2 separate regions of the Homo sapiens genome follow, and region 1 is linked to region 2. The links are chromatin contacts, found by Hi-C or POLR2A ChIA-PET in ENCODE. All regions are on one chromosome and are shown on one strand. The core of a region is the stretch at or near the end of the contact, and the rest is flanking DNA. Distances in the headings are between cores, read along the strand shown. Region 1 has its middle 15 kb from the start of LGI1. Region 2 holds the start of SLC35G1 (solute carrier family 35 member G1).

The links. Hi-C counts contacts between places; a loop is a spot of excess contacts on that map. ChIA-PET counts read pairs that join two places held with the same protein, here RNA polymerase II (POLR2A). Pooled maps may share reads with other maps.
Region 1: a pooled map shows a loop between it and region 2 (2.5-fold over the local background). The contact joins the enhancer-like site here to the promoter of SLC35G1 in region 2. A Hi-C loop is called at or near these places in 1 of 168 maps with a recorded cell type or tissue (naive thymus-derived CD4-positive, alpha-beta T cell) and 2 of 50 pooled maps. POLR2A ChIA-PET finds 5 or more read pairs at or near these places in 2 of 52 experiments (H1 and activated naive CD4-positive, alpha-beta T cell).

Annotation. Positions count from the first base shown.
Region 1 is chr10:93,741,095-93,745,011 of GRCh38, forward strand. No RefSeq gene overlaps it. Among named protein-coding and RNA genes, the nearest start is that of LGI1, 15 kb to the right of the region's middle. Within about 2 kb of position 1,742, at least 2 of the 41 ENCODE cell types and tissues checked have a DNase peak (open chromatin) inside an H3K27ac peak, as active enhancers do.
Region 2 is chr10:93,892,336-93,895,964 of GRCh38, forward strand. SLC35G1 (solute carrier family 35 member G1) reads left to right here and starts at 1,643. Exons shown (of 3, transcript NM_001134658.3): 1 at 1,643-1,876. The coding sequence starts at 1,699. RefSeq lists silencers at 1,617-2,046, 3,532-3,581.

The sequences.
Region 1 (3,917 bases), core at 492-2,991, 150 kb before region 2:
GGCCTCTTGATAGAATCCAGTCCCCACCCCTCGTGACTGAGTTTTTCATGACCCTTCATTTCCTTTATGACACAGAGCAAAAAAGAGAAAAACGCAACTTATCCCCTCAAAGCCCCCTTTCAGGAGGAAGTAGCCAGACAGACTCATCACCCCTCTTCACTGGACCATTTTCCCTTTCTTGAGACCCCAGGAGGCAGCAGGTAGACATGAACATGGGGGAATATAAATATAAAGGGTCAAAGATATGACCAAGATATTTGTCAGGGAGCAAATGAGGAGAGGAAAATCACCTGGTGACCATCGAGCAGTCTCCAGAGACAAAAACTCCTTATCTGAGGAATTTAGAAGTAATTAAACTTCCCTAGTATCTAAAGTCAGCATCTAGATCTCTTTCAAAAATGTCATAACTAGAATTTCTATACACCTCCAGAATGCATGCATGTCAAAACTCATTGTGCAACCCTTGCTGACAGTAAGGCACCAAAATGTCTACAGATGTAATCATGTATCATGACCTACCTGGCTAATATGGTCAAAATTACCCTTAAGCTCCCGCCTTAAGGTCCATAAATGCTCCTAAGGAAAATCCACCACTGTGTGCTCAGTCCTCTCTCACTGAGGTGCCCCGCTGCACCCTTTTGCAGCATTCTTTCTTTCTAAAACTTTCCTTTTTCAAATCTATACTGTTTTTGGTAAATTCTTCTTACCAACCCACACACTGACCACTTCCCAATACAGGGGCTCTGACACTGCCTGGCAAATGTGTTCAAACAACAAGGAAAGCAAAGGAAGTAGACTGAACATGTGTATTAGTCTGCTCAGGTCGCCATAACGAAATATCACAGACTGGGTGGCATAAACAACAGAAATATATTTTCTCACTGTTCTGGAGACTGGAAGTCCAGGATCAACGTGTTGGCAGGGTTGGTTTTTCCTGAGGTCTCTTGCAGACAGTCACTCTCTGTCTGTGTCCCCACATGGCCTTTCCCCTCTGTGCATGTGCACCTCTGGTGTCTCTTCCATTTTTCTTTTCTTTTCTTTCTTCTTCTTTTTTTTTTTTTTTTTTTTTTAGACAAGGTCTGGCTCTGTTGCCCAGGCTGCAGTGCAGAGGCACATCTTGGCTCACTGCAATCTCCGCCACCCCCAGGCTCAAGCCATCCACCCACCTCAGCCTCCCAAGTAGCTGGACTACAGGTGCACACCACCATGCCAGGCTAATTTTTGTATTTTTTTATAGAGATGGGGTTTCACTATGTTGCCCAACTGGCCTCAAACTCATGAGCTCAAGCCATCTGCTTGCCTTGGCATCCCAAAGTGCTGGGATTACAGGTGTGAGCCACCTCGCCGGGCCCCCTTTTTCCTAAGGACAGAAATCCTACTGCATTAGGGCTCCACCCTTTTTTACCTCATTTGACCTTAATTACTTTCTAAAGGCGCTATCGCCAAATATAGTCACATTGGAGGTTAAGGCTTCAACATGAATTTTGGGGGGATAAAATTCAGTCCTTGACAACATTTATTTAGCATTTTCTTTGTACTAAGAGATTTCAAATACAGAACCATCTTTAATGCTCACTCCAACCTGAGGAGATGGGGACCATTTTACAGACATGGTTAGGGAGATTAAGTAACCTGCTAAAGATCACCACTACCCAGGTGGCAAGTGGCAAGACTGTCGTCTGACTCTGGGGAGACTATATGATAGCCAGAGCTAAAAGTAGGTCATTCGTGGAGTGGTTGGGAAGGTTTCATAACCTCTACAACTTCCTCATATTTACTGTTTGTCATACAGTAGTTCCCTGTTATCTGCAGTTTCACTTTTTGAAGTTTCAGTTACCCTCGGTGAACTGAGGTCCAAAAATATTAAATGGAAAGTTCTAAAAAATAAATAATTTGTAAGTTTTAAATTAAGCACCATTCTGAGTAGCATGATGAAATCTTGCACCCTCCCACTCCACCCTCGGATGTGAATAATCCTTTTATCCAGTGTATCCACAATGTATACGCTACCAATCCGTTAGTCACTTAGTAGCCGTCTCAGTTATCAGATCAAAAAGAGTATGCTGCCCTGGTCCCAGCTACTCAGGAGGCTGAGGCTGGAGGATCCCTTGAGCCTAGGAGTTTGAGGCTGCAATCAGCTACCATCATGCCTGTGAATAGCTACTGCACTCCAGCCTGGGCAACATAGCAAGACCCTGTCTCAAAAACAAACGAACAAAAAATCAAAACTTAGTATAATATATACATAAACTGTAGTGTTGAAACTCTCCTTTGTCAGGTCTTGTCTTTTTACTCATATTCTTATTTTTTAAATATACTTGCTGCCATTAATTTGGAGTTTTCTATTTTAATTTATTTTAGACTGATTTACTGTCATGGAATTATTCTTCAACTTACTATTTTTTTTATGTAATTATAATGTCTGCAGTAATTTTGCAATATTATATCATCAATACCCATATAAGCACAATTAAATAGGGTTCAGTATTATCCATGGTTTCAGGCATCCACCGGGGTCTTGAACTACTATAGCCCTCTGACCCTTAAAATAAAATGGTCCTGTGGGATTGACTTCCAGGGCAGTAACATCTGGAAAAGCCATGGAGACCAAGTCCCAGGTACAGCGAGTGTTGTAAGAATGAGGATTTCAAGGACTGAGGAGAGTGGTGGAAACCAACCACCAAGCTACCCTAAACGCCTGGCAGCTGCAAGATGGAAGAAAAGAGGATGCAGGCAGCTGGCTCGTGACTGGGATTCATGAGAGAAAAGCCATACAGGTCCTGGTAGGCTGGGAGGGGCCACACTCATCCCCTCACTCCCTTCCTCATGCCCTCCCTCACTGCCTTATTCAATAGTTATTGAGCTCCTCCTGTGGCCAGCACTACCAGGTACTGGAGGATTTAGCACCCCTATCAAGGATTCCTTTCTTTATTCTCCCTAAAGGCCCCTTTCTGGGAACAACAACGTCTCCCTCTACTGCCCCTGCAAAAAACAAAATAAAATTGCCCTTAAGAAATGATCAATTAACTTTCACATTTTCTTGGGTTCAAATAATAGCTCTGCCTTTGGTGAAGTTTATGACCTATTTCTTTCTCCTCTTTACCCTCAGTTTCCTTATCGGGAAAAATGGACATATCAACAATATCAACCTCAGAGAAATGAACAACACATTGTAATATACATCGAAAGATTCTTAGCACAATGTTCAGCACCTAACCAAGGCCCAGTAAGGCAAGATACCTTTTACTTCTTGTACTTTTTTTCTTCTTTATTATTATTCTCCTTGTTCCCTGTTTTCTTCCTAAAAACTATGCCTCAAAACCCTTGGTCCTCTTTGTGAGAATTCAGAGGCAAAGGAGGGAGGAGGTTTCCCAGATCTCACTGAGGGAAGAGGCTGAGGTGGGAAGCTGCCCACCACCGTGGTCACCTGACATGCACAGGGAAGTCAGGGCCCTGGGAGGCTTTCTGGAGAGATCAAGGCAGAGTCGGGGCCCTTTAGGTTTAGTTCAAACCGTAGTCAGGATTCTGTGCTGTTGTTGCTGCTCCGCCAGCCTGCACATCACCCTCACCGCACTTGTTTTCTCTTGTTTAATTGCTCATCTCCTCCACTAGAAGGCAGGAACTCTGTGGGTTTAGCTTTCTTTTTTATTGTTTTGTTTTGTTTTGTTTTGTTTGTTTTGTTTTGAGACAGTCTTGCTCTTGTTTCCCAGGCTGGAGTGCAATGGCGCGATCTCAGCTCACTGCAACCTGGGCCTCCCAGGTTCAAGCGATTCTCCTGCCTCAGCCTCTCAAGTAGCTGGGATTGCAAGCATGTGCCACCATGCCCAGCTAATTTTTGTATTTTTAGTAGAGACGGGGTTTTACGATATCGGCCAGGCTGGTCTTGAACTCCGACTTCAGGTGATCGATCCACCTGC
Region 2 (3,629 bases), core at 393-2,892:
ACTGCACTTGACTTCCCAGATATTTGAGGAAGCTTCCTGGTTCTTGCTTTATAATCATGATCTACCACCCTTACCATCCTTCCCTGAAATTTCCCTATCTAAAACAACGACAACAAAACCTGTTACAGATATTTTTGTAAGTAGCCTTAAATTCTTTTAAAAGTATTATTATTTTTTTTATAGAGACAAGGTCTATGTTGCCCAGGCTGGTCTCAAACTCCTAAGCTCAAGCAATCCTCCCACCTCAGCCTCCCGAAGTGCTAGGATGGTAGGCTGAGCCACCGTGCCCAGCCTTAAATTCTCTTTTAAGACAAGGCAAAAGTATGTGTTAATCAAGTTAGAATTCAGGTGACCATTTGTCTCAGTTTGCCTAGGACAGTCCCAGTTTATGCCTATTCCCTTGTGTAACTTTTAAAAGAGCTCCTCCTTTTACTCTTAAAAAAAAAAAGGTCCAGTTTGGAGGATAAATTATATGCTGACCCTAGTTTAAAACACACTTTGATTTTCTAACATAGTGTTTTCCAGGTGATATTATGCTTTTGCCCACATCATTGCATTTTATTTACATAACTACTCTGCGAAGCAGGAAGGGAAATACTTGATCGCTATTAAATAAAGGAGGTAATCAAGGCTTCGAGGGGTACAGTGGTGACTGAGGTCACACACTCAGGGCCAGAACCTAGGATTCCTGACTTCAAGTCTAAAACTGTTTCAGCTGTGGATCACTATGTGCAAATGTCTGAGTAAAGGCAAACTTCACTCTCCTTTGGTGATCTGCTTGGCACTGGACTTAGAAGTTTAGATACGTTCATCCTTGCACAGAGACTGTTCTTCCACATATAAAGCAAGCAAAGAGATGGAAGAAGAATTATTAGCTAAACAAAAAGAGGCTGTTAGTGAATCCTGGGCCAAAGAATATATTTTACCAGGTCTAATTACATCAGATTACTTGAATCTTACATCTGGCCAAATTAGGATATTTCCATTTAAGAAAAGAAAACCAAAGATCAATAATGCATGCCTACTCTTGCAAAGAATGCAAAGAACATATAAATGGGTTCTGGTCAGTCTTATAGATATATTTTCCTATAATTACACACTAATTCTTTCTTAAAAATATTTCCCAAAACAGCAAAATTCTACCCTCCTTGGTAAGCAGCAAAGGGACAACACGGGAAACAAAACAAAACAAAACAAAACAAAACAAAACATAAAAACCCTAGACCATTTAAAGACAAGCATGGTGCTTTGTAAAATCTTCGGGGTATCACAGAGGTGCTGAATGCGTGGTTACATCAATGAAAAAACGCCCACTCTTTGAGCCTCCTGAAAAGGAGGCCACAGGACCCCCGGGCGCCAGGGCTTGGGAACCCAGCGCCCCTCCTTGTCTGTGCCATGACAGACAGGTTCAGTGTGACTTGCCAAGGATGGCTCCAAGCAGCTGGGCCATGTAGCCTGAACGCAGCAGAGGGTTGGACGCCTTAGAGCCAGCTGTGGGCACCACAGCCCGACCAGGGAGGCAGCGGGTCTCCCCAGGTTAAGAGGCCAGCGGAGGACGCGCGCGGTCTCCTTGGGGGAGGGTGCGGGTGGGCCGGGCGCGCATGCGCATGGGCGCCATCGCCCGCCGGAAGAGCGGCAGCCCAGGCGCTGCTGCTGGCGCCAGACGGCACCGGCCGCTGGTAGAGCGCGTGCCGCGAGATGCGGCCTCAGGACAGCACCGGGGTCGCGGAGCTCCAGGAGCCCGGGCTGCCGCTAACGGACGATGCACCCCCGGGCGCCACTGAGGAGCCGGCGGCCGCCGAGGCAGCTGGGGCGCCAGACCGCGGTAGGTGCTGGCTCTGCCTTTCCTCGCCGTGTTGCTCCCGCACCGAGCCGGGTGAGTGCGCGGTGTGGATCGGGCTCTGGTCTCGCTCGGGGGTCCCGAGCGGGCGCCGGCGGGTTGGGGTCCCCGCAACCCGGGCACAGTGCCCGCCGCGCCTCCGTCCCCACCCTGCCCGGGGCTCGGGAAACCCCTCGAGCTGTCAGCTGGGGGGCTGCAAAGCGGAATTCCCGGCGCCCCAGCCGGCGCTAAGACGGAAGAAACTTTCCGATTGTTAGCAGTCCTTTTGGGATTCCGAGGCTGCTCCTGTAATTAGTGTCGGGGCAGGGCTGTGGAGTCAGACTGCAGTTTGGCGTACCCTCCCCTAGGTCGTAGGTGGGGGGTCAGCGAGAGAGGCCATCCTGCAGTGGGGCGACGTTGCGAGGAAGCTGACCCTGAAAAGTGATCCCGGTGGTTAAGGGTTCTCTCCGAAAAGGAAGCTGAAAAGCATCGAGTCTAGAAAAAATGTTCGTCCTAGAGTTTTAGAATCTTGGAAAGGCAGAGATAAGTGGGACCGCTAGTTTTTAACCTTTAGGGATACAAGGACTTTTTAGCAAACGATGCAGAACAAGGCATATCTTGTTAAGAAGCTCACAGCCCCGTCCCCAAAGTCAGGGACCCCTCGTGAAGAACACTTTATGTTCAGTCCCCCTCCTTCGACACATGAGCAAAGTGAGGCCCAGGAAGGTGAGGGCTTTTGGGTTTTCGTTTGCTTTGTCTCCTCCAAGATGTGGAACGTGGGGGTGAGATGGGGCGCATGTCCAGGGAGCACCAGGGTTAGGATCCCAGCTTGCCATATACCGGCCTAGGGCCCTTTCCACTGGCCACAAGTGCTGCTTCAAGCACATTCCTCTTAGAAGTCGACCATCTACCAGGAGCAGCTTCCTGCAAGAAGAAGGGAATAGGCAGATCTCTTTTTAGGACAGTTACACGGCCTGCACCACCTTGTCCTCTGGGTCACCTCCCCTAAGTGTGACCCTGGATTTCTGTTCCTCTCCTCTCACTGCGCTTTCCCCTCCTCCCTTTGTGCACTTTCCCCAAGTTAGAGAGACAGACTCTAGGAAGACTATTCTTGCTCCATTTCTGTCCTAAAGGCAAACCGAAATGATCAGACTTGTGATCATTTATAAATGGGCTGGTGCCTCTAGAACAGGGGTTATGCCAGGCTGAATTGAACAGATAAGCAGCCTTTGAAAAGGTCAGTTTCTCACCTATCACCCTCTGGGTGAATGTCCTTCTGGTGGCATGCCGAATCAGTCCATGCAAACTCTTAAAGTTTCCCCTTTTTGTGAATGGAAGAGGAATTCTCTACTCCCAGGCAGCTCATGGCAAGATGAGAAACTTACGTGAGTGTATCTAAGAATCTTGTGGGTGTTTAACTTCAAAGAAAGTTTCTACCAGTAAGACTTAGTTATTGTAAGGTGACAAGATAATATTTTGGAAAGAAAATTGACATAAAAACACTTTACTGTTGTCATTGAACTTTGTGACACCTCTTGTTCTAACTGCTTATCTCAACAAAGCTTTTTTCAAGTTCTGGTTGGAACTGTTACCCATATGTCTTACATTCTTGGATGACCTTAACAGACACATACAGCTGTCCCAAGACATCTCCTTACTTTCTTCAGGGACAGTGTGGGTCTTACACTGAAGCAAGGAGAAGTAGTTTCTTAGGCCTGTGCCTCACATCCTCTGGAGGGAGTTAGTGATCGAGTGTAGCAGTGGTTCTCAAACTAGTGGAGCCTTTTAGAGTTACAGAGATTCTATTTCG